Linked DNA regions of Homo sapiens: region 1 is linked to region 2. A link is an interaction called in ENCODE POLR2A ChIA-PET data of the cell type or tissue named here. Cell type or tissue: PC-3. All regions are shown on one strand. Links, peaks and the distances in the headings refer to the core of each region. The heading gives the core; the rest is flanking DNA. Region 1 overlaps PCBP3 (poly(rC) binding protein 3). Region 2 holds the start of LINC01694 (long intergenic non-protein coding RNA 1694).

Region 1 (15,316 bases), core at 7,068-11,067, 240 kb after region 2:
TGGAGGCCAGTGAAGGGAGGGAAGAAAGCCTGGACCAGGAGGACACCAAGGACTGCCCCTGGGACAGCAGCCGCCCCTTTCCACCCCTTCCCCACTGCCTGGGTTGGTGAAATGGTAGAAGCTCTTCTCTAATTAAATGCTCATCCTTACGTAAATCATAGCTTTAATAAATTAATCAATGGTTTGGGAATTGGGTATACGAACATTTATAAGCCAGTATTATGATGCCGAAAATGTTTCATGATGAGGCCTTCCCAGAAAGGCGGGGAATCGAGAGTGACGTAGTCACCCTCCACCTTTGTCCCTGCTGTCTATGAAGAAGGAGTGCTGTGCCCTCTGCCCTCCTCTCCCGGGCTCTTGGCAGCTTCCCGGCCGGCAGCAGTCCCCACGCTGCCCAGGCGGAGCAGCCCCTCTGCCCCCCACTCTGGAGCTGAAGCCAGTTTTCTCAACGAGTGTCTCTGGAGTCTGTCCTGCCCTCCTGCTGGCTTGTTCTTCTCTCCTGGCCTCAAGGAAAGGCCTCCTGACTTGCCTCCCTGCAGCTGGCTCTGCTCCGAGGGCCCTGATCACAGGCTCACTGAGGTGTCTGTCCAGGCCATGAGGCTGGCTAGCTCCAGGCAGATCCTCCGCTCACTCCTCGGGGCGGCGCCGGCTGTCTCTACAAAAAAATATAAAAATTAGCTGGGTGTGTGGCATGCGCCTGTAATCCAGACTACCTAGCAGGCTGAGGTGGGAGGATCGCTTGAGCCCAGGAGGTGCAGGTTGGAGTGAGCCAAGATCACGCCACTGCTGTCCAGCCAGGGCAACAGAGTTAGATGCTGTCTCAAAAAAAAAAAAAAAAAAAAAATCAAAACTGATAAACAACTTAGGGAATTAATGGAAGAAAACATGAAAATTTGATGTGCATATAGATGGTGAGGTCTGTTGTTGAAAGTTTGGTTCTCAGCAGGATTTTCTAAAGAATTTCATAGCTTTTCAACCTGAATTGTGCTGTATTCCATACACTGGAAAGCACTGCACTGGTCATGTTACTGGAAGGGGGTCCCGATCCAGACTCCGAGAGAGGGGTCTTGAATCTCACACAAGAAAGAATTCAGGGCAAGTCCATAAAGTGAAAGCAAGTTAGTTAGTTAGTTTGTTTATTTTAGACAGAGTTTCGCTCTGTCGCCCAGGCTGGAGTGCAGTGGCGCAAATGTGGCTCACTGCAACTTCCACCTCCCGGGTTCAAGTGATTCTCCTGCCTCAGCCTCCTGAGTAGCTGGGATTACAGGCATGTGCCAGGATGCCTGGCTAATTTTTGTATTTTTAGTAGAGACAGGATTTCATAATGTTGGCCAGGATGGTCTCGAATTCCTGACCTCATGTGATCCTACCACCTCGGCCTCCCAAAGTGCTGGAATTACAGGTGTGAGCCACCGCAGCCAGCCAAAGCAAGTAGATTAAGAAGGTAAAGGGATAAAGAATGGCTACTTCATACGCAGAGCAGCCCCGAGGGCTGCTGGTGCCCATTTTTATGGTTCTTGATTGTATACTAAACAAAGGGGGGATTATTCATGAGTGTTCTGGGAAAGGCATGCGCAATTCCTGGAGCTGAGGGGATTTTACACCATACGGTAACTTCCTGATGTTGCCATGGCATTTGTAAACTGTTATGGTGCTGGTGAGAGTGTAGCAGTGAGGACGACCAGAGGTCACGCTCATCTCCATCTTAGTTTTGGTGGGGTTTGGCCAACTTTTTTACTGCAACCTGTTTTATCAGCAGGGTCTTTATGACCCTGTATCTTGTGCTGACCTCCTATCTCATCCCAAGACTTAGAATGCTTAACCATCTGGGAATGCAGCCCAACAGGTCTCAGCCTTATTTTACCCAGCCCTTACTCAAGATGTAGTCACTCTGCCAAACGCCTCTGAGTGTCAGAACTTCAGCTTTGGGAAATTGACCATTCTCAGCTGTGCAGCCACCCCGGGACCCCACACCTACATCATGTTGACAATAAGTCCCACCCCCGTGGCCCCGTGCTGACCTCGTGTTCTCCAGTGAGTGAGTCGTGGCTTCCTCCTGACATTGAGCACTCCTGGGAGCAAGAGAAGAAACAAATTTGGCAGATGGAGCTTAACAAATGCAGCTGTATTAGTTCGTTTTCACACTGCTATAAAGACATACCCAAGATTGGGTAATTTATAAAGGAAAGAGGTTTAATTGACTCATAGTTCCACATGGCTGGGGAGGCCTCAGGAAACTTAGAATCATGACAGAAGCCAAAGGGGAAGCAAGCACCTTCTTCACAAGGCGGCAGGAGAGAGAAGTGTGGGCGAAGGAGGAACTTGCCAGACAAAACCATCAGATCTCGTGAGAACTCGCTATCATGAGAACGGTATGGTGGAAACTGCCCCCATGATCCAATCACCTCCCGCCAGGTCCCTCAACACGTGGGGATTGTGGGAATTACAATTCAAGATGAGATTTGGGTGGAGACACAGCCAAACCATATCAGCAGCCAGCGAGGCTCTCTGTGGGCAGCTGTGGGCACACCCAAGGGAAGGAGTGGGCACCCCCATCCAGCAGACGGAGACACGGCCTCAGGCCATGGGCAGGCAGGAGATACCCCCACCTCGCGGTTATTAAATAACTATGTTACATAGTAACTGTGGGGCAGTAGGGCTTTCATTCATCAATATGTAGCATTTTTATGTTCACAGTTTTGGACTTTGCTTGCGGGTTACTTAATGCCATCAGATGGAAAGCTGAGAGAAAGCCTGTGGCCCCCCAGGCATCTCTGTAAAGAAGGCAATGCCAAGCTGAGGGTTGCTTCCCAGGCCTCACAACAGCACAACCTTAGAACCTAAAAAATCCAGCATGCTACTTGTGCATGCCAGGCTCAGAACTTTCCCACGTTGGCCCCTGGCAGCTTATTCACAAAGACTGTCTGGTTCCAGCCAACTGCCGAGGTGCTGCCCATGTCAGGAGAGTGGGTGGAGGAGGGGAGAAGGGCTTCTCAGGACAGAGGGTGTTTCTGCTTCACCAGGATTCCAGACACGGGCCACCCCCCTGAGCACGACTGGATGGTGCCCAGGCCTAGTGTATGCGCCCATGAATGTGAGTGGCCAGTGCCAGTGGCAGAGGCCAGGCCTAAGGGGCTAAGAGCTCTGGAAGGATTGTCTGTTTCTGGGCAGACCACAGGTGGCTGCTGTGGCCCCATGCAGGGCAGGGTCACGGAGGGACCACCTTGCTGGGAGGAGCTTGCAGTCCTGCCTGCCTGGGCAGGAGCTCAGGGAACACCTGACTCCCTTTTAAAGTCATAAAATCATATTTGAATATGAAATCTTCTGTTTTTTTAAATGTTGGAAACAAATTTGGACCATGTTGGCGATTGACTCACCTGTGCTTGTCACCACCTCTGAGGATGGCGTGGATGTTATCTGGTCACCAGAAGGAAAGCCAAGCACAGGGAAGGCTGGGGGCTGAGCCAGGACATGTCCTGGGTAGGGAAGGGAGGAGCTGGGCTGGCCAGCACCCCCACAGGCTGAGACTGCCACCGATTCACGAGTCCACGGGGCCCAGGAGTCTGGGTCTACGTGGAAGTTGTCAAGGGCCCAGACTCCAAGCAAGGCCAGGCCAAGCAGGCCTCTCAGGAAGATGCCGCACAGTGCCTGGAGCCCGGCTGGCAGCTTCTTTTCCTGGCAGTGTCGTGTCCTGTCACCAGCCGTCAGAGCGCCCTCCGACCAGGGCGCGTGTTAGAGCAGGGACTGGAAGTTGTGAATGAATGACTAAATGCTTTCCTAGAGGCTGACCGAAATTTGTGATTAGCTAGGATGTCCATTTCCAAGGCACAGCATGTGCTGTGACTGTCTAGGGGTGGCGTCCCCATGCAGCTTGTGCTTTGGGAGGGGCCAGCTGCCTCCTCGCCACTGCCCAGCATAGCTTGTCCCCGTGCCCGCCAAAGAGGTCCTCGTGCTGGCCTCACAACAGAAGACGGCCACAGCCCTGCTCTCCCCAGGCCACCACGTCCACGAGTGCTGCACTGTGAGGGTGCAGCCCAGCGCCTCAGAGGCAGCAGCACCTGTGAGATGGCGTGCAGATGGAAGTAGGCCAATAGACTCCAAAGGAAGCACCACTGAAAAATCAGAGGCGTCTCTCAGAGGGGGCCCACGAGGGAGGTGGTATGAAAGGTTTTTAAAAGGACAAAGCAGACTTCGGAGCTGCCTCTAGAGGAGAGCAGCAGGTGAGTTCCGAGTTCACCTGGCACGCTTTTCGGCAGAGCCCAGGAATGCCCACTTCTGAGCGCTGAGTGCACAACCCAGCTCGGGAGGCCTGCGGCAGCAGGAATGGGGAGGCACCGTGAGTCCCTCAAAGCGCTGCTGGAAATGTCACTCTGCGCGGTGTCCACCCGTGCTCGGGGTGGGCAGCGCCACTGAATGACGCGGGCAGCTTGGGAGGCCGGTTCGCGAACGCCGCAGCAGCCTCTGCTGACACGGGGGCTGCTCCCCACTCACAGAGCCACAGGTTCCTGTGGGTTCATTTATGAGGATGTAGGAATCATAGGAGTTAGGTACATCTTTTCCTGAGGTGAGAGCCAGATGAGGGGAGCCAAGACAGAGAATAGCCCACGTCTGCCCTGGGCCCCGGGGGCGGGGCCTACACAGGCTCCCAGGAGTGTGGGTGGGGCCTGTTTAAACTTCATGCCCCGGGACCTGCCTGGGAGCCTCCTGCACAAGACTCGCCCCACTCCGGAGGCTTAGCAGCACCGGAGCTGCTCTGTGGCCTGTTGGCAGAGAGGAGTCTGGTGCTCCTGTGCACGGGGGTCACAGCAAAGCCAAGTGGCCGTAGCACCTTTAACACTGGCCCCGGGTCTCTACACCTCCCTGCCGGCCGTCAGCTCCTGGCCGCAGCCGGCACTGACCTGGAGCACCTTAAGGAGCCCCTCTGCAAGTCCCTGTGCATCTGAGAGGTCAGAGAGGCAGAAACACAGTTCCAGGGTTCAAACCTAATATGCCTCAGCATTCTGGGCACTCACATGGTGTGCTGGGCCTGTCCTGCCACATGGCCCCTGCGTGAGGAAGACAGAGCCTGGGCGTGGCCCCACATCCCTGTGAGCTGCCCATGGGCCTGGACCCTGGCTCTGGCAGACTAGGCTGCATAGCAGATCAGCTTCTCCTGAGCCATTTTCATCCAGGCCACACCTGCCAGCTTGGGCCAGGGACAGGCAGACCCTGGGCCCAGGGTCTTGAGCTTGACCCGCAGGAGGTCTGGGCCTTATGCCCTGGGGAGAGGAGAGCGCAGAAAGCCAGTGTCACGGCAGCCCCAGGGGAACAGGCCCCAGGCCTGGCGGGGTCTGGATCTCAGTTCCACAGGGGAAGCTGTGGCCGCAGGCATGGTAACCTCACCAAACAAAAAGCTGCCCATCTTTCAGAATATGAGCAAGAAGTTTGTGAGTCCTTGATCACCAGAGGGGCAACGTGGGGCCCGAGATGACAAGGAGTCCAGGCCACCCACAGTAGCTCCTCCTTCAGCCTTACAGAGGGGCTGCCTGGTCTGCTTTCCTGGCCGTGGGTTGCCCCTCTCTGGGGGCCGATGTCAGCAGACCTGTGGGGGATACAAACAGAAGGAACCTTGGACCCCTTCCTGGTACCTCCTTACTCATCTGATTCAAACCCTCCCAATTCTGCCTCCAAAGTGGACCCTGACTCTCCCCAGTCCTTACCGTCCAGTCTCCAAGACCAGTCCACCCAGGGAGCGGCCAGAAGACAGCCCACCTGCGCCAGGCCTGTGTGTGCCTTTCCTGGCATCTGGAATGGGGTTTGGTGCTTGCTGCCTGTAGCCAGGCCTGCTGGTCATGCCTTCCTGCCCTGCTGGGCCTCATCTCCGTGACAACGTCTTGGCCTTCCTGCCATCCTTTGTAAGTGCTGCCTGGTCTGGGATCACGTGTGCCGGCTCCTCTGCTTGCAGTACTTGGCTGCACTTCCCAGTATATTCGTTAAAATGTTGTGACATGAGAATTAGCATATGACACGTACGTAACGTGAGCTGCGGAGCATAGCTTTCTCATGAACAGCCGTGACCCCAGGACCAGGCTAAGCGAGATGACCCATGCTGCCGTGGGTGCTTCCTCTTCTTTACCGTGATCCTGCATTTTGTTTTCTCATCTCTTCTCTTTAAAATAATTTTATTTTATTACACATGATTGCTTGTTTCTGAACTCTTAGAAAGTGACATCAGTCCCTACATAGACTTCCCAAACCTGTTCTGTTTAGTCACACACAAGGTGTCTTAGGTTGGTATGTGTTTCTGGGCAGAGCTGCAGTTTGTGTGCCTGGCTGCATAGTGTTCCAGTGTGTGAATAGGCATCATTTATTTGTTTTTCCAGCAGGGTCATGCGGCTCGCTTGCCATTGTGAGTGATGCTTCCGTGGACATTCCTGTGTGTTTCTTTTGGTGCACACATGAGGTGTTTTTGGTTTAAGGAAGTGGAATTGCTGCATCATAAAGTCTGTGAAAGGTGAACTTTCAGGAACTTTCAGGACCATGTCAGTTTTTGTTTCAAAGCGCGGGTACCAATTCCCATCCCCCAGCAGCGTGTTAGCGCCACGGATGATCTACAGTCCACCAACATTCTGAATGTTTGCCAATGCAGTGAATGTAAATAACGTTTCACTGTGGTCTGTATCTCCCGTTCCACATGCTCTTGTGCTGTGACTTTGATGCACCTCCCGCCAGGGAGGGGATCGTGACCCTCCCTTTAATCTGGGCAGGCATGTGCCTCCAGCGGAAATGATGTTATGTGACATCTGTGTGCAAGCCACAGGCAGCAGCACAGCGCTGCAGAGCTCCCAGGATGCTGGCTCTTGGAGCCTAGGGATGGCGCTGTGAGAACAGGCCACGGCGCCCTAGCTTCAGGTTATAGGGCATGGCTACGTGCCTGTGGAAATTCTCCTGCGGGCGGTTTCATGTCGAAGGCCTACCTGTAGCCCTGGGTTGTCTGCCTCTTGGGGGTAGCGGCTGTGTGGAATGCCTGCGTTCTGGATTTGGCTGGCTGCCTCCTCTGGCATGGTGCAGAGCCCACCTGCAACCCCATATTTGCCCTGGTAGGTCTGAGGTGCGATTCCACTCAGATTTATTTTTCCTGTGAGGCGAGCGAGCTTCCTAGGTGGCACTGCACGTTGCACCGCATGGCATGATGAGGCGTGTGGTCTGGCCGCTCCTTCACTGGTGCTGAGACTGAGGATTGAGCTTAGGGGGTCAGCCTGATCCGCCACTGCTGGGTTCCCCACCAGCCTTGCAGCTTGCTGTCAATATTCATTGATGGTCATTGCCTGGATGCAGTACACATTAGGGGCTGCAGAACGGTGATTTTCTAATTGTGTTGTTCTTTCTGTACTTATTAGTTGGGATTCATCTATGTGGAATAACGTTTGCCTCATCCACTAGGGCTGTTTGGTTACCTAAACTATGGTTCATGCCAGAAAGGCAGGATAGATGCTTCATTCTTTGCACTCAGTTGTTCTCACTGCGATGAGTTGGTTTCTGGAAGCCCCAGTGTTGTCCTGTGAATTTGTGTCTTTCCCTGCTTTTCTCTCCCTGTGAAGCATCATTGTTAACTGGTGGATGTTATACACACAGTGGAGTTTGGCCAGTGCAGCTGCCATTTCTTTACTCAAACTGTTCTGTAGTTTTTGGGCTCCCCTCGCTTTCTGATGTAACCACATCAGTCTTGGATGGCTTTATTGCCTTCTGTCGTATGTGTTCCCACCTTACCTTTTATATTTTCTTCCACAGACCACCTGGAATCAAACTCTTTTGGGAGACCTGTTTTTGTTCTAATAATAATAATAATAATACTATTTGGGAAGTAGTATTTAGAGACCACAGCGTGAGTATTAGGAGTGCTTATTGCAATTGGGTTGTCATTGATTTTTTATAATTTAGTGAACAGAAATAAGAAATGTTTGTAATTTTAAAAGAAGAGAAAATTAAGATAAATATTTTTAAATCATATTTAAGATTACATTATTTTAACTTAAAAATTTAAAACTTATACTAGTTTTTCTTTTCTCTCATCATTACCATGATTACTTATTTGTTTTAGCCTAAGTAAATATATAACAGGTTTGGAGAATAATACCAATATTATGATTAATGACTAAATTTAGAGCAATATATTTCTTTGCACTTTTTTCTGTCTGTATAATATATTCCCTTGAGGATATGCAGTCAGATTCCTGTGTTTTAAGGTCAGTGCCTACAGTCCTTCTCTCTGTGGTTATAGCTTCAACTGAAATTCCTGCATTTGATTATGTAAAATACAAACATTTACATGATTCTAAAGTCAAAATTATTGCAAGGGCTATTCACAAAAGTCTCACTTTCCTCCCTTTCTCTCCATTCAGTTCCCTTCCTTCTCCTGTAAGTAGCTTTTAAGTTTTTTAATCTTTCCATTTTTTCTTTTCGAAAACATGAACAAATGTGTGCATACATGAATTCTTCAACTTAGTAAACTTTTCCTCCATGTTCATATTTCTTTTCACTTTTAGGAAGGTTTGTATTTTTTTTCTTGGCTTTATATTATCACTCTCTATATAATTCACATAAACCCCTCTTTTTACATAATTTCTATTGACTTACTGTTATAAGCAGTATTAAAATTAGCCAGAAGTCTCTTCTTCCTCCTCTCCCACTCCTAATTTTTGTTTGTTCTCCCACCTCTTCCTCCCATTTCATTAGTGTATTAACTTTATTTTAAGCACATTTAATGGTTACATATTATCCTGTCACCCTTAACTCCATCATTTAGTCCTAGTTCAGTAGTTAAATGTGTTTGACACTTACCACCATACCTTATGACAAAGCTTCTCCAATTATTTCGTGGTTGGCCCAACCCCATTTTATATTATGTTCTTCAGGATGGGCTCATCAGAAAAATATTTCCTGTGTTCTTGTGGAGTCATATCTTTTTATCTGTAGCCTTCACAGGAGAAAGGTAATTTGGCTTCATAAAATCCTTGGTTCACATTTTTCTCTTTAGTATCTTAAATATGTTGCTTTACGCCATGGTGATTCTGACTGTGTATAGGCCTACGCTAATGTGTGTGTTTATGTCTTAGTGTTGTTGTTGTTGTTTTTGAGATGGAGTCTCTCTCACTTTGTTGCCCAGGCTGGAGGGCAGTGGTACGAACTCGGCTCACTGCAGCCTCCGCTTCCCAGGTTCAAGCAGTTCTCCTGCCTCAGCCTCCCGAGTAGCTGGGATTGCAGGCGCCCGCCACCACACCTGGCTAATTTTTGTACTTTCAGTAGAGACGGGGTTTCACCATGTTGGTCAGCCTGGTCTCAAACTCCTGACCTCAAGTGATCCACCTGCCTCGGCCTCCCAAAGTGCTGGGATTACAGACATGAGCCACCACGCCTACCCCTGTGTCTTAGTTTTCAACCAAAAGTTTAAAAATAAAAGTATAACAATTTTAAGAATAGAAAGAAGCTTATAAAATAAAGATATAAAGAAAATATTTTGTGGTGCTGTACAATTTGTGTGTGTGTGTTTTAAGCTAAGTACTATAAAAAAATTTAAAAGTTTATAGAGTAAAAATGTTACAGTAGGCTGGGCACGGTGGCTCACTCCTGTAATCCCAGCACTTTGGGAGGCCGAGGTGGGCAGATCACAAGGTCAGGAGATCAAGACCATCGTGGCTAACATGGTGAAACCCTGTCTCTACTAAAAAAAAATTTTAAAAAATTAGCCAGGCATGGTGGCGGGCGCCTGTAGTCCCAGCTACTCAGGAGGCTGAGGCAGGAGAATGGTGTGAACCCGGGAGGCGGAGCTCGCAGTGAGCTGAGATTGCGCCACTGCACTCCAGCCTGGGTGACAGAGCGGGACCCTGTCTCAAAAAAAAAAAAAAAAAAAAGTTACAGTAAACTAATTTAATTTATTGAAGAAAGAAAAATATTTTCATAAAATTAGGATAACTTAAGTGTACAGTATCTCTAAAGTCTACAGTAGTCATCCTGTCCCAAGCCTTCATATTTACTCACCACTCACTCATGGACTCACCAGAGCAACTTCCAGTCCTGTGAGCTCCATTCATAATAAGTGCCCTAGACAGGTGTGCCATTTTATTATCGGCTCACTGCAGCCTTGACCTCCTGAGCTCAAGTGGTCTTCCCACCTTAGCTTCCTGAATAGCTGGCATGTGCCACCATGCCTGGCTAATTTTAAATTTTTTTGTAGCGCTGAGGTCTCCCTACATTCCCTAGGCTGGTCTCAAACTCCTAGGCTCAGCTGATCCTCCTGCCTCAGCTTTCCAAAGTGCTGGGATTACAGATGTGAGCCACTGCACCCGGCCTTTTAAAATCTCTTATACCATATTTCACTGTACCTTTTCTATGTTGTTTAGGTATGTTTAGATACACAAATACATAGAACTGTGTCACAGTTGCCTACAGTATTCAGTACAGTCATGTGTTGTGTACCGCTTTGTAGCCTAGGAGCAATAGGCTATACCATCTAGCCTGGGTGTGTCAGCTCTCTCACCTAGGTTTGGGTAAGTATATTCTACGATATTTGCACAGTGATGAAATCACCTAAAAGTGCATTTCTCAGAACGTATTCTCGTCATTAACGCAGGACTGTGTGTCTCCCCACGCTCTTGGAAGATGCAGCAGGAATCGCGGTTGTATGTATGTTGGATCTCTTTTGCCTGTCTTTTTGTCTGTCATGTTCTCCTGAACCTTTTTTACCTCTCTTTCTGTTTAATTATTTTCATTCTCTTCTTTCTGTTTTATTCCTGTGCCTTCTGTGATGTCTCCTTACTCTTACATTTCTTCTACTTTTCATTTCTGAAAAAAAAAATCTAGTTGGTTCGTGAGTTCTGTCAATAGTAAAATGTCTTCCTGTTTTCTTGCCATTCCACTTCTGAGATGTTCTAATACTATTTTAAATTATGTTCTTCTAAAATGATGGTTATTTTCTCAATTTTTAGTTCAGTTTCACATATTACGCTATGAGTTTCGTTTTCTTTGTGTCCATAGTTTTTTGGTATATTTTCATTATCTGCTAGTGTGTTATTTATCATACTTTTACTTCTTTTTGGTAGTGTTCTCATACGGGATTTGATCATAATTCTTTGTGTCCCATTTTTAAATAAGAGTCTTCCTGGACTATTAGGAGAAAGTTTTCTGTAGAGGAATTGGGAATGAGCCAAAGTAGCATTCCTAGCCTCAGCAACCAAGAGGTCTCTCTGTTATTACGGTGAAATATGTTTGAGGCCTGTGTGTGTGGACACTTCTGTCTCTAGAAATCACTTCCAACTCAGGAGGGCTCCCTTCCCTGACTCTGTTGTCTAGAGACGCACAGCCTCTCACTCTCCACGCTGAGCTGTTTGTTGCCTTCAATCACTGCCCTTTGTCACCAGTATGTGCTGGGGCTCACCTCCTCTGGATCTCTCTTTCTCTAGCACTTTCAATACAAAAATACCTCGTGTTCCAGGCTAGCTGAATTTGTGTTTTGCTTTGGGCAGTTTTCTTCCAGGCGATTCTCTGTGCAGAAGTGAATCTTCATTGTGTATTTCTGAGATACTTGAGGACTTAGGCCCTTCAGTATGGCTTAAATTTCCAGTGAACTCCTTAATAGTTCTTTTTTGTTGTGTTGTGTTGTGTTTTCTTGTTGCTTTCCTGGAACTTGGAGACTACAAGTACGATTTGGAGTTTCTCCATTTGCTCTCAGGATATTCACCTAGATTCCCACTTGGTGTGAGAAATCATAAATTCAATTGCTTTAATTGTTGTAGGGATATTGAGATTGTCTGTTTCATTTTTTATTTTGTTTGTTTGTTTGTTTGTTCGTTCTCCATATCGCCTACTTATTTGTTCAGGCTTTTTTGGAAACTTGGTTTGAGCCTGTCTATAGAAAGCTCAGTGAAGCTGCTTTAAAATCCTGGTAAGGGAATTCTAGCATCTCTGTTATCTCAGTGTTGGCCTCTGTTGATTTTCTTTTCTCTTTCATGTTGAGGTATGCCTAATGTTTGGCACGACACATAATTTTTGTTTGTGTCCTGGAAGTATAGGTTATTATGTTATGATAGTCTGAATCTTACATCAATCTTCTGTTTCGGCCTCTGTTGACACCATGGGGAAGGGATGTCTTGTTACCAGCAAGCTAGGGTGGAGATCCAGGCTCCTCCCTGGATCCTGGGGACACCACCGGTGGGGAGAAGGGTGCTTGGTACTGCTGGGTGGGAGTGGAAGCCGAGGCTCTCAGCTCAGCCCCTCTGACCGGGCAGGGTGCTGTGTGCGTCCTGTCCTGTGCATGGAGCAGGGCAGGTATTCTCAGATGCTTTCTGACCTAATAGGTTCCTCCTTTCCCATCCCTTTCCCTAGAGAGAATTTTCTTGAGACTGTTTTTTTCCAGTGTGTATCCTTTGGCATTTTTCAGTTGCTTTTCCAGTGCCCTGTCTGAAATATAGAGGAGGAAGCACAAACAAAACGAACAAACAAATAAGAAACCCAAAGAATAGCGAACTCACCGCTGTGTCATTCTCCAAATCCCAAGGGCCCAGCCAGTCCCCCTTCTTCCCTCCAGCTTTCAGGGTTCTCTTCTGTTTGTTCCACATGTAATGTCCAGAGTTGTTGGCTGTGCTCAGCAGGAAGAATAGGGAGAGAGGTGTCTATTCCATCCTGTCCAGAACCAGAAGGCATGGCTTCCTTTACGTGACTACTATCCCCTGTGCCTTCGCAGTTGTTTTTCTTGATTAATCTCATCAGAGGGTTGTATATTATTTAGACTTTAAGAACCAAATTTTATATTTACTGATCTTCTCAGTTGCCTTTGTTTCTTTGCTTAACTTCTGAACTTTTCTTTATTATTACCTTTCCACTTTCTGTGGATACTTTCTGTTCTTTTTCTAACTTTTTAAATGGGATTCGTGACTCACTAATTTTGTGTTTCTTTACTCCTTTTAAAAGCTATAAACTTTACTGTGAGTTCTGTTGCAGCTGTTTGCTACAAATTTTGGCATGCAATAATTTTATTATTGTTGAGGTCTGTTTTCTGATCTCATCTATTTCTTATCTGGAAACATTTAAAAAGTGTTTTGTCCAAGGGAATTGTAAAGTTATCTTTTGCTAATGATATTTAATTGCCTACTGAGTAGGAGATATGTTCTGTGGACTCCATGTTTTCAACATTTGTTGAAACCTGCAATATGAACTAAAACGTTATCAATTTTTGTTTTGTTCTCTGAGAGCCTTAGGAGAATGTGTTACCTCTGCTTGTCAGGTACAGGGTTTTATATACACACAGACACACATACGCACTATCATGTTGTTTGTGCTGTTAATATATTCTGCATCTTTATTACTTTTGTGGGGTATACTTGTGTGAACTGTAAAGGAGAGAGGTATGTTGGCATCTCCCACCAGTTGGGCGATTTGGGGCCTGTGACCTCTGACCTCACTGCTCCTTCTTGTAGCATTCTTCCTCCATTAATGCTCGTCTCTCTCCTTGACCTTCTTTCAGTCTTTCTTCTCAGTGTTTCTACCCAAAATTGCAGGCCCCAGCTCCAGCAGTCTGGTTGCGGACAAGGCCGTGCTTGTTTTTCATTGGGCTGGTCTGTCCAGCTCCAAGGCTGCCCTTTGAGCCGGACGATTGACCCACTGCATTAGGAAATGCTTTGCCGTCTTGGTGAGAGCCCCACTTTAGGGAGGTCTTGCACACTGCTGCATGGAGCATAGACACGTTGGGTGGGAGGTGCCCCAGCACCTAAGGACTCTTATGATTGGGTGGCAGGGGTGGGTGGTGCTGCCCTGCCCTCCAGAGCCCTTCACATGGTCCAGATGTCACCCAGCGCAAGGTGAGGGAGCCCTGGGGTCACATTCTCCACCCTCCCTCCAGCATTGTTGCAGCCGCAGGACACCTGCCAGGGTAGAATTCAGCGTGGCTGGAGGATTTTGTGTGGCAGAAGTAATGGAGATGGTAGGCAGGCTGGTCTCCCCGCTCCTCTGTGAGCACTGTGTGTTGGTGCTCCCTGCCAATGGTGCTCCCCGCGGCATGGTTCCACGCGCACCACAAGGGCAGCGTGGCTTCCTCATCTTAGATGTGACAGAATGGAGATAGTTCTGGGTGTTAGCCCACAAAAGTGGCAACGTTAGGGTCCAAACTCTGGTACATATGAAACCATGGTTCTTCTTTCTTCCTCTCCAGGCAGATTCATAAGAAGAAGACTGGGTCTGAGTTTATATACATATATATAAAGTTATATATAAACTTCATATACGTATATAAAGTTATAACTTTATATACGTATATGAAGTTTATATACGTATATAAAGTTTATATATATGCTTTATTTATATATATAGTTTACATATATATATGCTTTATTTAAGGTTGAACAAAATTTTGCATTCATCAGAAGCTTCCTTTTATGAATTCTTAGACTTTTTTACTGGGTACCCCAGAGATTTAAGGTATCAGCTTGAATATCTTCTAAACTGTTCTCCCTAAAAGGACCATACCTGGATTCTCAAGGAGTCCACCTCCGGAGGGGTCACTGACAGTTCTGCTCTCTTATGCCTTTTGTTCATCTTAACCAGCCTTGGTTAGCAAGGGGCACCTGCCACCAGATGATCTCTTACCAAGTCATGGTTTCCTGTCTGAAGCGGTTTCCCTGATGCTGAGAGGCATGAGGAGAATGTTACAGAGAGACAGCATGCTGCCTTGTGATTGTCTGAGGTTTGAAACCTTCTGGTGAAGCTGAAACCATTTCTTAAGAGCCTGGCTAATGCTGTGAGCTGCTTAAGCACCCGTGTGCACATGTGTGTAAGTGTGTGCCTTTGCCATGTGTATGCATGTGAGCTGCTTAAGCACCTGTGTCCACACGTGTGAGTGTGTGCCTTCACCTGTGTATGTGTGTGTGTGAGCTGCTTAAGCACCCGCGTGTACACGTTTGTGAGTGTGTGCCTTTGCTGTGTGTATGCATGTGTGTGAGCTGCTTAAGCACCCGTGTGCACACGTGTGAGTGTGTGCCTTTGCCGTGTGTATGCATGTGTGTGAACTGCTTAAGCACCCGTGTGCACATGTGTGAGTGTGTGCCTTTGCCATGTGCATGCATGTGTGTGAGCTGCTTAAGCACCCGTTTGCACATGTATGTGAGTGTGTGCCTTTGCCATGTGTATGCATGTGTGTAGTTTGCAGCTGAGTGCACTGCTTTTGTCTGGACTGTGCCCAGGAGGGAATGTGACACCCTTGGGGTCCTTGCCTTTGAAGCTGATCTGTTGTGGCAGCCAGTTCAGCATGTTCAGCAAGATGTTAAAGCCATTGCTCTGCTGTTACTCC
Region 2 (15,316 bases), core at 5,874-9,873:
CGCCCGCGCAAGAGGCGCTGGAGCATTTCCAGGTCGTTATAGGGCCCGGCCGCGTGGGGACCCCGGGGCAGATGCGCACCAAGCCTGGGACGCGCCTCCCAGGCCCTGCCCGAGAAACCCTTGCATGCGTGGGCACACACACAGAGATACACACAACACTCCATATGGACACACACACACACACAGATACACATAACACTCCATATGGACACCCACACACACTCCACATAGACACACACAACACTCCACATAGACACACACATAGATACACACCACTCCACATAAGACACACACACAGATACATACCACTCCGCATAGGCACACACACACATACACAGGTACACACAACACTCCATATGGACACACACACAGAGATACATACTACACATAGACACACACCATGCACAAACCACACACACATGCAACACTCCACAGACATACACACAGATACACAGATACACCACGCCACATAGACACACCATCACACCACACACACAAAACACATCACATAGAGACACACACCACACACATACAAGATGCCACATAGATACACCACACACAAACCACACACACACACCTCATAGACACACAAACCATGCACACTATGCACAAACCACACACACGCATACATACCCACAACACACCACATACACACCATGCATACCACACCCACACTCCACATAGACACACAAACCACGCACACATACATACACACAACACACCATATGCACAAATCACGCACCAGCCACACACACAACAGGCCACATAGACACACACAACACGCACACCACACACACAAAACACTCCACATCGACACACAACTCACGCACAAACCACACACACACAACATGCCACATAGGCACACACACCACGCACACCACACACACACAAAACACTCCATGTCGACACACAAATCACACACAAACCACACACACAAAACACTCCACATAGACACACATACCATGCACACCACCCACACACAAAAAAACACACCACATAGACGTGTTAGGTAGTTAGACACACATCAGCAGCTGGGAGAGGGTAAAAAGGAGAACAGAGAAGCTGTCATTAAGCCCCTGGCCCACCTAAGTTCAGCCCCGAGCCCGCCCTAACTCCACCATGAGGGACGGAGTTTGAAGTGAAACCTGTGGCCAGCATGTCCTGTGGAAGGGGAAACCAGGGCACAGGTAGAAATCCCTAGAGCAGCATGTGCCCAGTGACCTAAAACTGTAATAACATTTACATGTGGCCCCCCCACACTGGGCTTTTCTTAATGAATTATGGGTAAAAATATGCACAGTTTAATTTTAGCTGTGTCACCATAAGCTGCCAAATGACATCAGCCTGTCACTCAGCCCAAACCTCAGCTACTTCTCACACCCCACAGAAGCACCTTGAGCTCTGTAACCAGGTGCTGATGTCACTTCTCAGAAATCAGCCTGCACACCCTCTGAGACAGTATTACTGGAAATTTCAATCAACCTTGTTTTAAGCTTACATTTTGGTGTTTGCAGTTCTTTGCTCACTGTCACAAGAACCCAGATTGCTGGTTCAGAGCTCTGGCTCTGTGGATCTTGTCGGTTAAAAAATCCATCCGAACACAGAATTCTCGGTAACACACACACAATACACCAGGTGGACATACAACACACACATGCACAAGGATGTTCACGATGACAGTGCTTGAAATAGAGGAAAACAATGCGTCCACATTTCCGTCAGTCAACCGTGGCCCGCCTATGGCCACCCGTCCATAGGGTCTGGATGAGGTCAAACGGGGGCCCCGTCAACAGCACAAGAAAATCATCAGCCAATTTTGCTTGGGAACAAGGGTGCAAAAATCTAAACTTACAGAAATCACTACACAAATCTGACAGTGATTTAAAGATAACACCCGGTGATCAGATAGGAGTGCAGGAGTGCAGAGCGGGCTGACAGGGAAACCTGCGCCTGTTGAGGCAGGAAAATTGGGTCTGGAGGCAGGGAGCATAAGGCAGTTCACACTTCAGCTACCACAGGAAATATCCTCTCCATAGGGCATGGGCCAAGTAAATGACTTTGTAACTTCACTTCATCCTCTCCAGTTACATAGGGTGTACCCCCAAGAAGCCCCATGGCGCCATCACTCCACGGCCCCATCACCCCACGGCCCCGTCGCCCCACGGCCTCGTCGCCCCACAGCCCCGTCGCCCCACGGTCCCATCACCCCATGGCCCCGTCATTTCAGCACTGGCGGCTGCTCTGCCCTGGGATGCGCCTGTCACGTGCAGTGATTTAAACATCAGTGAGGTGATTGATTCAAATACTGCGTACTCTTGCTAGTATTTTCCTTGCATGCTGATATGGTTTGGCTGTGTCCCCACCTAAATCCCAACTTGAATTGTATCTCCCAGAATTCCCACGTGTTGTGGGAGGGACCCAGGGGGAGGTAATTGAATCACGGGGACCGGTCTTTCCTGTGCTATTCTCGCCAGAGTGAATAAATCTCACGAGATCTGATGGGCCTATCAGGGGTTTCTGCTTTTGCTTCTTCCTCATTTTCTCTTGCTGCCGCCATGATTCTGAGGCCTCCCCAGCCATGTGGAACTGTAAGTCCAATTAAACCTTTTTTTCTTCCCAATCTCGGGTATGTCTTTGTCAGCGGCATGAAAAGGGACTAATACACATGCTTTATTGGTGACCAGGAGATGTTTTAAATTTTTCTATATGATTGTGGATTTCTCTTCTTCTTTCTTGGACTCTGCAACTTTGTTTTCTGTAGTTTGAGGCTGGCATCTTCCCGTGGGCTGGGCCCCATGCCACCAGCTGACCCTGGTCTGCTGAGCTCCTTGCCCGTGGTTCCTCTGCTTGGTGTTAATGCAGCCACCCCAGCTTTCCAGACCTCCCTTTCCATTTATCTTTCTGTGGCCTTACATTGAGGGTGTGTCTCCTGCAGGATCCAGTGTATCTTTATCTTTGAATTGAACTTTCTGGTTCTTTTGTTTTGATTCCATTATCTGCGTTTGAATTCTGGCATTATGAATTGTTTTCTGTTTTTCCTACTTGTTCCCTGTTCCTTCTTCTCCTCGTGGCTTCGATTATTTTTTATTCCATGTTTATCCTCTCTTAGCCTGCCAGTTATGAATTACTGTTCATTCAGTAGTTATCCATGTTAAAGTCCAGTGTAAATTCTTCCTGCTATCTCTTACCAGACCACCAAAGATTTACATCACCCCTTTATTCCATCCCACCCTTTGTTCTGTTGTTCTTATGTATTTTAACTCTACTTGCATGTCAAACTCTGGAAATCACTATTGTTATTATTTTCTTTTTCATTTTTTCGGGTCTTGCTCTGTCACCCAGGCTGGAGTGCAGTGGCACCGTCACAGGTCACTGCAGTCTCCAACTCCCAGGCTCTACCAATCCTCCCACCTCAGCCTCCCCAGTAGCCAGTACTACAGGCATACACAACCATGCAGTCTAATTTTTTAAAATTTTTGGTAGAGACAGCGTCTTGCTGTGTTGCCCAGGCTGGTCTCAAACTCCTGGGCTCAAGTGATCCTCCTGCCTCTGCCTCCTAAAGTGCTGAAATTGCAGGTGTGAGCCCCCGTGCCGGACACATTATCATTATTTTCTACCATGTATGCGTCTCTTTATTCACTTCCCTTTCCCGGGTCTGCGTTCCTTCCTTTATCCCCAAGCTCCCACCCCACCCTGGGGGGTCATTTCCTTTCCACCCTAAGAGCCCCTCATCATGGGTGCCGGTCTCTGGGTGGTCACTCCCCGGCCCGTCCGGGGTCACCTCCCTCCCACTCCCCTGCCTGCCTGGGGCCACCTCCCTCCACTCCACTGCTCATCCAGGGTCACCTTCCTCCACTCCCTTGCCTGCCTGGGGTCACCTCCCTCCCACTCCCCTGCCTGCCTGGGGTCACCTCCCTCCCACTCCCCTGCCTGCCTGGGGCCACCTCCCTCCACTCCTCTGCAGCTTCTCTGCATTGCTTCTTCTCCTTCACCTTTTTTGGTTGATTTTCATCTTGTACCCTTGGCATTTTTGGTTGAGTGACAGATGTTCATAGGACAGGTCTCAGGCCACCAGTGGTGCCGTCTCCAGGGAGCCGAGTGGCGCTCGCTCCTGTGGTCACCCAGGGAGGGAGGCCCTTGTGACCCAACTGCAGACTCTGGGAGGGTGGGGTCAGGCTGATTCCCCTTCAGGGTTCCCACCAACAGCTGAGGGGCTTCTCGGGGCCCCTTTGTTTCCTTTGGCCCCATGAGTGCTGAGAGCTGAGTCCGGCTCCCATGGCTCAGCTCAGCTTTTGCTTCCCCAGTTATTGGTCAGCCCGGATCCACGCCGCCCCAAGCATCAGCCCATCATCCTTACTTTCCCCGTCTTTCAGACCTTGGCCCCCAAAATTGTCACTGCTTTAGGAGTTCTTCATTGATTTCGAACAGACATTTTAAGATAGTTTTTTCTAGCTTGTGTTGTGTTTTTAATGGGAGAGTTGGTCAGCGTCTGCTGGAACAGAGCTACGCCTATGGAACCGTAGACTTGTTCGTGCTTTATTGTAAGTTTCAGTCGCTCCTGTGTGCATGTGTGCATGTGCCTGGTGTGTGTGTCTTTGCATGTGTGTGCTCACATCTACATGTGCGTCTGCACATGTGCATCTGTGCATGTGTCCGTCTGTCTGCATGTATCTGTGCATGTGTGTGCACATGTGCATGTGTGTGATCTGAGGCATCTTCCCATGACTGCTGCTTTCTGCTCCAGTTGCTCCTGGCTGAGCATCAGTGCAGCATCAGTGCACCCCCTCAGCACCTGGACACCACTCCAGAGACTTCTGAGCAGAGGCTGACAGCGCAGGGGGGCTTACTAGCTGCCTTTCATGCTGGCCGTGGTGGGTGAGCTGTCCAGCTCTCCTCTCCCAGATCTTCCAGGGGCCAGCAGGCTTCCACTAACCACAGGGCCTGGGGGCACTTCAGTCTACCAGGGCAGATGCTTGCCAGGCCCATGGGGACCAGCAGGCTCCCGCAGGCCCTCCCAAAGCCACATGCAGCAGTGCGGCTGGCAAGCCCCACTTGGGGGAGACCCTGCTGTTGCCGGCCAGGCCTGTGGGACAAGTACAGTCTGACATCTTTGCCGATGGCCTGGAGATGAGCACCCCCTGCTCTCTCCTCGATGTTGCAGCAGAACCCACGCGTAGAGAGGGTTGGGGCGAGCAGTCCAGGCAGACCCCCGGGATTTTCCTGCCGTATTGCACAAGCATTCATGCGTTCATTTAATCTTGCTTTTTTAGGCAATACTTTAAAGACACAAAGTCTCAACAACCATCTTCCGCTTGACGAGACAGATCATTCTAATTTGAGCAGAAGCTACTATGTCCTGCCCTTTGAACGCGGCGGCCCGGACAGCTGACAAGGACACACTGTGTATTTCCATTCCAATTCTGGGAGTGCTCTGAGGCCTCTGGGGGAGAAGGACCCATGAAATATTCAAAACATAAGTGAATAAAATATCTAGGTGCTAGATATGGGCCAGGAAGAGCCCTCGGCCCTGCAAAGTGTGTGTGATGGTGAGAAGCTACCGGAAGAGATGGTCCCTGTGCTTGGTTCATTCCTTGGACATTTATCAAGCTGACGAATGTAGCAGAGGTGCTTCAGTCGGCTGTAATTCCACGGGTGGAGTGCTGGCTGGAGAGTTACCTGGGGCTGTCACACTGCATGGGCTCCGGGACACTGTGGCTGCCCTTATGTGGTGTCCCCGGAGGGCCCTGCAGGTGTCACACCGCTGCTCCACACTGCCACCTGCTGTCAGCATCTGTGCAACGTATCCAGGTCTCTGGGGGCTAGAATGAAAAACATGCATCTCGTAACCAATGAAATCGGGCTTGTCCTGAAGACCTCGTGCATTCATCCATTCTCACACTGCTATAAAGACATACCTAAGACTGGGCACTTCATGAAGAAAAGAGGTTTAATTGGCTCACGGTTCTGCAGGCTTTACAGGAAGCATAGCAGCTTCCACTTCTAGGGAGGCCTCAGGAAACTTATAGTCATGGTGGAAGGTGAAGGCGGGACAAGGCGTCTCACATGGGAGCAGTAGAGAGAGAAAAAGAGGGGGTGCCGCACACTTTGAAACAACCAGATCTAACGATAACTCACTATCATGAGAACAGCACCAAGAAGCTGGCGCTAACCCACTTGTGAAGGACCACCACCATGATCCAATCCCTTCCCACCAGGTCCCACTTCCAACGTTGGGGATTACACTTCACGGTGAGATTTGTGCAGAGAGGACACAGGTCCAAACCATATCACCTGCTGTCTTTTTATTTATTTATTTATTTATTTATTTATTGAGACAGAGTTGCTTCGTCACCCAGGCTGGAGTGCAGTGGCGTGATCTCGGCTCACTGCAAGCTCCGCCTCCCGGGTTCGCACCATTCTCCTGCCTCAGCCTCCCGAGTAGCTGGGACAACAGGCGCCTGCCACCACACCCAGCTAATTTTTTGTATTTTTAGTAGAGACGGGGTTTCACCATGTTAGCCAGGATGGTCTCCATCTCCTGACCTCGTGATCCGCCCGCCTCGGCCTTCCAAAGTGCTGGGATTACAGACATGAGCCACTGCGCCTGGCCTATTGATTTATTTTTGAGATGGGGTTTCGCTCTTGTGGCCCAGGCTGGAGTGCAATGGCACGATCTCGGCTCACTGCAACCTCCGCCTCCCAAGTTCAAGTGATTCTCCTGTCTCAGTCTCCCAAGTAGCTGGGATTACAGGCATGCGCCACCATGCCCAGCTAATTTTGTATTTTTAGTAGAGACAGGGTTTCTCCATGTTGTTCAGGCTGGTCTCGAGCTCCCGACCTTAGGTGATCCACCCGCCTCAGCCTCCCAAAGTGCTGGGATTACAGGTGTGAGCCACTGCGCCTTGCCCACCTGCTGTCTTTTTGCATCTTCCAAGTAGACATCAAAGATTGGTTTGCTATCAGTGTCACTTCTATAATCCGTGGTTCTATATGAAGAAAACAAAATCCCAATTGGGGAAAATGAACCCATGGCATTTTGTTTCTTACTCTGGAGCCGTTTCTGGCAGTTTGCCAGCAAGCACACAGACCCACAGGACAAGCTTGGTTCATGGCCTGGAGTGCTGGTCTTGCTCATGGACACGCAATCAGAAGCAGTATTTTGATACCCCTGTGCTCATGGCAAGGAGCTGCGTGGGCTTTCAGGGTGGAACCAGGGCTTCAGGGAACCCCTTCATCCCGACAGGCATCACCCAGAGCACACCCAGAGCAGCCTGCAGCGGCGTGGAAGGGGCTTGCACTGGCCCCAAGGTGCAGGGGAGCCCTGCCTGCCTGTCTCCTGCTAGGCTTGCCTGGGCTCCCGCCTACAGACCATGAGAATTCTTCTAGCATGGGAAGAGAGTCTGACCAAAGTGACAACAGCCATCCCCTGACTGCCCAGCACTGTTCACTTCTTCCCAGATACTCCTACCAGACCAGGTCAGCCCTTCTTTTACTGGGGGGCCAGAAAGGTCCCCCCAATCCAGTCCAGGACTCCAGATGATGCCCATTTCTCTGCCAGTCCCAGCAATCTCCCTTCTCAGCATCTGGCATCCTGGGATGTACCCTAAAGTTCACTGGCTCAGAGCACCCTAACTATGGCTGCGGCGAGGGGGGAGGGCGGGATCAGGTCGGCGTGCTGCACATGGGTCCTGGGGCGGGAACAGTATTCTGGCTATGCTCCTGCAGCTGGGCCCTCACAAGGGGCAGCGTCTGCACCCTCTCAAGGCTTTGCAGATAAGGGTTTATTGAAGAGGGAGGTGACCCACACCATCCCCACTGAGGGATCTGGTTAGGGGGCTCCCCCCAGAATGTAGGCAAGAGGGCAGCATCTTGATAGTGAGGGTTGGTCACCCGGGAACCACAGTAACGTCTGCAGGGACCTTCCCCCAGTGGCACGCACTTCCCAGAATGCTCACGGTCACCCTCAGCTTTCAACTGTGGGGACCTAACGCGTCTCCTGGTAGAGTCCTCACTCCCTTGGCTAAAACTTCTGAAAGCAGCGAGGCCGGGCTCCCTGGCTAGGATGGCTCTGGCCCTGAGCAGGTCATTTGCGTCAAGTTTCACCACCCAGCACCCTGTGCTTTCCCCAGCTGGCTGCACGCTGGGCCTCCGGGAAGCCGGCAAGCCCACCTGATTCTGGATCCTCCCTCCGAGCCTGGGTGACGCTGTCATGAAAGAAGCTGCCAGAAGCCCACAGCAGGGCAGTTAGGCAGGGAATGCGAGTCCGTGTCCAGAGCAAGGGTGACTCCAGTCCCTCCAGGACGGAGAAGCCAGTGCGACCCACTGTCCCAGGCCCCCATGGCCCTGGCTGCTCCTGGCGGACAGAGGGGCATGTTGCCCACGCTATGCCTTGTTCCCTCTGGGCTGCCATGGCCCCTGGAACAATTCCTGGGACAGCCTGGGGAGGAGGCTGACAATCATGCAAGGTGGATGCAGCTTGGCCCCTCCCAGTCACCTATGTGTTCCTTCCTCAGACTCCCGTGGGGCTGGAGTCATGATTTTGCTCCCCATCCCATCTGTAGGCCGCCCCTGCCTGGATGAGACCACGCTGACACTCACACGCCTCCCTCCAGGAGGACCTTGCCTCCACTTTCTCCAGGGCCACCTGTGATGCACCAGGATCCATCCTGTAATCCCAGCTACTTGGGAGGCTGAGGCAGGAGAATCACTTGAACCTGGGAGGCGAGAGGCAGAGGTTGCAGTAATAAGCCAAGATTGGACCACAGCACTCCAGCCTTAGCAATAGAGAGAGACTTCGTTTCAAAAAAAAAAACCTATGCAAATCCCAATTACACACGCTGAGTGGCATGTTCAGCTGAGCCACCTGCCCAAGGCGGGACCCTCTCTTCCTCCGTCTGCAGGTCACATGGAGATGGCAGAGCACCTGCACGTGCACCTGGAGACCCTCTCAAGCCTCGTCTCCTGGCACTGCCTCCTCCTGACATTGGAGGCTGCTGGGAGTACCAGCCTGTAACCCTCGTTGTGATGGCACCTGCCTGGTGCTATAATTCAGACATTTGTCTCCCCAACCTCATGTTGAAATTTGAACCCCAATGTTGGAGGTGGGACCTGACAGAAGGTGCCTAGGACATGAGAGCTTGGTGCTGTCCTCGCGGTCATGAATGCATTCATGCTTTATTCCTTCTCACAAGAACTGATTGTTAAAAACGCTTGGCACCTCCTCTGCCCACTCTCTCTTGCTCCCTCTCTCACCATATGGTCTGCATGCACCTGCTCCCATCGCCTTCTGCCATGAGTGGACACTTCCTGAGGCCTCACCAGAAGCAGATGCTGGCACCATGCTTCTTGTACAGCCTGCAGAACTGTGTGCCAAATAAACCTCTTTTCTTTATAAATCACCCAACCTCCCAACACAAATCGTCCAAGACACCTGGTGTCCCCCAAACAGCTCCTTGGTCAACCTCAGATTCAGGACCAATCTGAGAGCTGTTTCCGTGAAGGGAGGAGAGGAGAGTTGTTAGCTGAAGAGGACATGGGTTTGCTCAAGATCCCTGCATTCTCCACTATGGCTCTCTGATTCTCCTCTCTGAGCTTGTGGCAGACACGGCAGATACCTCAAGCATGGCTGGGCAGCAGATGCTGGCTGAGAGGAAGTGGCTGAGCCCAACTTGTCCCTCCTCAGACCCCAGAATTGCCAAGACCAGAGTCCTCCATAAAGACCTCACAAACAGGCAATCACTGCATGCTTTTCCACAATTAAATATGTGCACATCTTAAGGAAAGGACCTAACATCCTTCAGCAGTATCTCTTTCCAGGGCAGGGAGTGACTGCGTCAGCAGCCTCAAGTACCTGGAAACTGTCCACATCAGGCAAAGTGGTGGGAGAGACACAGATGTTTCCACCAGCATTTAAAAGAAAGGAAAGAAAATTATTGACAAGAAGCCTCCATGGTGGATCAGGCTTCAACGTTTTGATGGACCTGGCCTCTCTTGGAAGCAAATCCCTGGATGGAGCCCATGTCTCTTTGGGCCCCCAAAGGCAGCCTGACCTTGACACGGAGTGCAAAGCAGACTCAGCTGCTTGTGTTTAATGGGGATTCGCATAGTTGGTTTTTGGTTTTGTTTTTGTTTTGTTTTGTTTTTTGTTTTTTTTTGAGATGGAGTCTTGCTGTGTTGCCTAGGCTGGAATGCAGTAGCGTGATCTCTGCTCACTGCCTGCAACCTCTGCCTCCCCAGTTCAAGTGATTCTCTTGCTTCAGCCTCCCGAGTAGCTGGGATCACAGGCACGTGCCACCATGCCCTGCTAATTTTTGTATTTTTAGTGGAGATGGGGTTTCACCATGTTGGCCAGGCAGGTCTCGAACTCCTGACCTCAAGTGATCCTCCCACCGCAGCCTCGAACAATGCTGGGAAAACAGGCGTGAGCCACTGTACCCAGCTGGGATTTGTGTAGTTTTGTCCGTGCTGTTATATGGTGCACTGGGCAGAGCCAGCCAGTCCCGCCTCGAGCCCCGTTACTTTGGTCTCTGATGCAGATGTTGTGTGGCAGTGGAACGGCCTCATCAGCCCCACCTGGGACCTGGCAGGGGATGGGTCTGAGCAGCCCTAGAGGAGGGTCCCCAGGGCCCACAGCAAGGGTGACATGACCCACACCATCCCCACTGATGGGACCCACACAGTGAACCTCCTCCCACACCCCCTCCCCAGCCGGCCACTTGGACCAGAGAGACGTTATCAAAGTGCCCTCTCAGAAACGTCGCCTTCATCCACCATCCTCTTTTAACCCACTGGGCTTGGTCAGGAAGCCGTTGGTCAGCAGGGGGCAGGTGGGGTTGGGGGGCACCCTTATGTCCTGTGAGACCCTAGCAGGCACTCCAGCTTGGGATTTCCAGAGGCTCTGAGGTGGCTAAGAACAGGATGACAAATCGACTCCAAGGTTCAACTCTTCCCCTCATGGACACTCCTCCCTATGCTGTTCTCATCTCAAATTTTACCTGTTTTTCTCAAAGTAGCTCACCAGAGGTTGGAAATGAGATCAAAGGTCAGCGTGGATCTCAACATTATTATTCATCAGGGAAATGCAAATCACACCAGAGATGAGACGCCATGACACTCACACTAGCAGGGCTAAAATTTAAAAGTCTAGCTGGGGCTGGGCATGGTGGCTCATGCCTGTGATCCCAGCACTTTAGGAGGCCAAGGCAGGAGGATTGCTTGAAGCCCAGGAGCTCAAGACCAGCCCCGGCACCAAAGCAAAACTGTACCTCTACAAGAATTTTTTTTTTAATTGGCTAGATGTGGTACACATGCCTGTGGTCACAGCTACTTGGGAGGCTGAGGAGGGAGGATCACTTGAGTCCACGAGTTCGAGGCTTGGTGAACTGTGATCATGCCACTGCACTCCAGTCTGGGCAACAGAGTGGGACCTCATCTCTTAAAAATAAAGAAAAGGAAAGGAGTGGAAAGGAGAGGAGAGGAAGAAACTTGATATTTCAATTATTTTAAATTTGTTGAGACTTGTTTTGTGGCCTAACATATGGTCTATCCTGGAGAATGTTCCATGTGCTGAGGAAAAGAATGTATATTCTGTACAGCTGTTGGATGGAATGGTCTGTAAATGTCTGTTAGGTCCATTTGGTCTAAACCATAGTTTAAATCCAATGCTTATTTGTTAATTTTCTATCTGATGATATGTTGAAGGCTGACAGTGTGATGTTGAAGACCCCAACTGTTACTATATTAGAGTCTCTCTCTTTAGATCTAATAATATTCACTTTATATATCTGGATGATTTGGTGTTGGGTGCATATATATTTACAATTGTTATATCTTCTTGCTGAGTCAGTCCCTTTATCGTTATATAATGACCTTCATCTCTTTGTAGTTTTTGACTTAAAGTCTGTTTTATCTGATAGAAATATAGCTACTATCGCTCACTTTGGGTTGATGAAATATCTTTTTACATCCCTTCCCTTTTAGTCTGTATGTGTATTTATAGGTGAAGTGAGTTTCTAACAGGCAGTATATAGTTAGGTCATTAAAAAAAAATCCATTCAGCGAGTCTGTATCTTTTAAGTGGGGAATTTCATCCATTTACCTTCAGGATTATTATTGGTAGGTGAGGGTTTATTTTATAATTTTGTTAATTGTTTTCTGATTGTTTTGTATATCCTTTGTTTCTTTGTTCCTTTCTTCCTTCTCATTATTTATCATTGAGGTTGGGTGGTTTTCTGTAGTGATAAGGTTTGATTCTTTTCTTTTTCTGTTTTGGATATTTGCTTTACCACTGAGTTTTATACTTTTGTGTGTTTTCATGATAGTGATTGTCATTTTTTCACTCACAGATGTAGGATTCCCTTGAGCATTTCTTGTAAGATCAGTCTAATGGTGATGATTTCCCTCAATTTTTGCTTGTCTGGGAAATATTTTTTTTTTCTCTCTCATTTCTGAAGAATATGTAGTATAGTATTCTTGGCTGACTTTTTTTCTTTCAATACTTTGAATATATTATCTCATTCTCTCCTGCCCTGTAATGTTTCTGTGAGAAATCTTATGTTAGTCTAATGAGGATTCCCTTATATGTGACTTGATGATTTTCTCTTGCCATTTTTAGAATTCTTTGTCTTTTACTTGAAAGTTTGACTATAATGTGCCTGTAAGAGGACATTTTGGGGTTGAATCTACTTGGGGACTTTGAGCTTCTTAGATGTCAGTGTTCATATCTCTCCCCAGACTTGGGAATTTTTTAGCTCTTATTTCATTAAATAGGTTTTCTTTGCCTTTCTCCTTCTCTTCTACTTTTGAAATTCCCATAACATGAACATTTGTTCACTTAGTAGTGTTACATACTTGTAGGCTGTCTTCACTCTTTTTCATTCTCATTTCTTTTTCTCTCTGATGGGGTAATTTCAAATAACCAGTTTTCAAGTTCAGAAATTCTTTTTTCTGCTTGATCAAGTCTGCTGTTGAAGCTATCTATTGTAATTTTTATTTGATTGCTTGAAATCTTCAGGTATGGGACTTCTATTTGGCTCTTTTTATTATTTCTAGTTCTTTGTTAAATTTCTAGTTCACATAATGAATTGTTTTCCTGATTTTGTTGAATTATCTTATCTACCTGTATCTCACTGAGTCTCCTTAAGATTATTGTTTTGAATACCTTTTCTGGCAGTTAGTTGATTTCCTCTTCACTGGGGCCTGTTAGTAGAGAGTTATTTTGTTCCTTTGGTGATATGTTTCCTCGTCTTTTTATGTTTCTTGTGTCCCCGTGTTGATGTCTATGTATCTGGTGGAACAATTGCTTCTTTCAAAATTTCTAGAGTGGCTTTCATACAGAAAGGCTTTTACCTGCAGTGGATTTTAGTGTGCCATTTGGGAAGGGTATGGTGACTGCTTCTGGATCAGTGCAGTGGTATAGTCTCTGCAGCTTCTTCAGCCATGTTCAACATTAGCAATAACTGTGGACCCGTCAGCAGCCTAGGTTGTAGAAGTTCGTGACACTGGTGGGGACAGTGTAGGCTGTTAACATCCTCAGTTCAAAGGCTGTTGGGGTTCTTCTAGTCTCATTTTCCCCATAATGGGAAGACTAGCAAGGGGGATTCCTCAGACTCTAGGGGGCTAGTTCAGCTCTAGGGAAGCAGGCAGTTGAGTTGTTCGGCCTGTAAGGTGGGATGTCTGGGCTCAGCTACTGCTCTGTTTCTCTGGGATGTAGGGCACTGCGTCAGCTCAGCCAGGGCACTGATTCCCCTTGCGGTGGTGTGTCGCTTCCGCTCAGGCCTGAGGGACGGGACTGTCCTGGGTGGCCCAGGCATTTCCCTGGATGCAGAGTGCTTCTTCAGCTTGGGTTCCAGGAGGCATGACTGCTCTGAGCAGCCAAGGTATTGTTTTCCCTGGAGGCCGTTTATGGCTTTAGCTCCAGCCTGAGGGGGCAAGAGCGGGTAGTGGAGTGGCCCCACCTTTGCTTGGCCCCACAGAGGAGGTGTAACAGCTGCCTGCAGCTTGGCTGGGGGATGTGGGGCCACTGGGCTGGGGTGGTTGGGCAGCGGCTTAGCTTCAGGGGTGAAGGGGAGCTGGGGCTGCTACCCCAGGAACAAGATACACTCCAGCAGTAGTTCCAGTTCCAAGAGGGCACCGCGAGGGCCACGGGGGCAGGCACAGTGTCGATTCCTTCTCCGGCGGGAGCACAGTGGTGTGGCCTCCAGGCAGCTCACTCCACCCTGGGCTTCGTGCCTGTGAGGACTGCAAGGGACCCCAAGGGTGAGGGCGGTGGGTGTCCACGGTGTTGGTGGGGTCTGCTGGGGTCCTCTTGATTACCTCCTCACTGAAGGGAGGTGTTTTCCTGGGTTCTAGCTGACCCTGGTTAGGGGATGGGGTGCCAGGGGCCCGGCATTTCCTTCTGTTCTTTTTGTGACTGTCATGAATTTCTGGGCTTGCCAGGGTTGCTGTCGCTCCTCTGATGTGTTCTGGAGCTCTCTGTGGGGACTTTCATTAACATTTCATGGCTCATGGCCGGGTGCGGTGACTCATGCCTGTAATCCCAGCACTTTTGGAGGCTGAGGCAGGCAGATCACCTGAGGTCAGGAGTTTGAGACCAGCCGGGCCAACATGGTGAAACCCCGTCCCTACTAACAAAAAAAAAAAAACAAAAAAACTAGCCAGGCATGGTGGCAGGCGCCTGTAATCCCAGCTACTTGGGAGGCTGAGGCATGAGAATCACTTGAACCTGGGAGGTACAGACTACAGTAAGCTGAGATTACACCATTGCACTCTGGTCTGGGCAATAAGAATGAAACACCATCTCAAAAAAACAAAAAAAACCATTTCCTGGCTTGTTTACTGTTCTGGGTCTTTGTGAGGGACACCAGTGCTGGGGGCTTCCAGTCAGCTGTTTCACTGATGTCACTACTCCCTACTTTTTTCTTTTATTCCATATTTTTACTGTACCTTTTCTATGTTTAGACACACAAATGCCACTGTGTTACACTCGCCTGCAGTATTCAGTGCAGTCACACGCTGCACGGGCGTTTAGATACACAAATGCCATCACGTTACAGTCGCCTGCGGTATTCAGTGCAGTCACACTCTGCACGGGCGTTTAGATACACAAGTGCCACCGCATTACAGTGGCCTGCAGTATTCAGTGCAGTCCCACGCTGCATGGGCGTTTAGCTACACAAATGCCACCGCGTTACAGTCGCCTGCAGTATTCAGTGCAGTCACACTCTGCACGGGCGTTTAGATACACAAATGCCACCGCGTTACAGTCGCCTGCAGTATTCAGTGCAGTCACATGCTGCACAGGCGTTTCGCTACACAA

What was found. Peaks named below come from ENCODE experiments on the same cell type or tissue, not always from the same donor. Only the 100,000 strongest peaks of a DNase experiment are listed, where the experiment ranks them.
Region 1: POLR2A ChIA-PET joins it to region 2 with 5 read pairs; 2 of 35 experiments call an interaction of 5 or more read pairs at or near these places.

What each region holds. Positions count from the first base shown.
Region 1 is chr21:45,830,587-45,845,902 of GRCh38, forward strand. All of the region lies in intron 4 of PCBP3 (poly(rC) binding protein 3), which reads left to right. It overlaps PCBP3-AS1 (PCBP3 antisense RNA 1), which reads right to left and starts at 5,833. Exons shown (of 3, transcript NR_038876.1): 1 at 5,700-5,833; 2 at 2,022-2,072; 3 at 1-655. RefSeq lists a silencer at 2,216-2,416 and enhancers at 4,939-5,446, 6,517-7,060. In PC-3, for the core only: no CTCF peak of the experiment used is centred there; a DNase peak (open chromatin) is centred at 8,875; H3K27ac peaks cover 1,312 bases.
Region 2 is chr21:45,591,121-45,606,436 of GRCh38, forward strand. LINC01694 (long intergenic non-protein coding RNA 1694) reads left to right here and starts at 2,534. Exons shown (of 2, transcript NR_146912.1): 1 at 2,534-2,588; 2 at 5,271-11,936. The region is part of intron 1 of LOC107985485 (a long non-coding RNA gene); the gene reads right to left. RefSeq lists silencers at 1-51, 5,635-5,929, 9,701-9,901 and an enhancer at 4,589-5,090. In PC-3, for the core only: no CTCF peak of the experiment used is centred there; no DNase peak of the experiment used is centred there; H3K27me3 peaks cover 1,950 bases.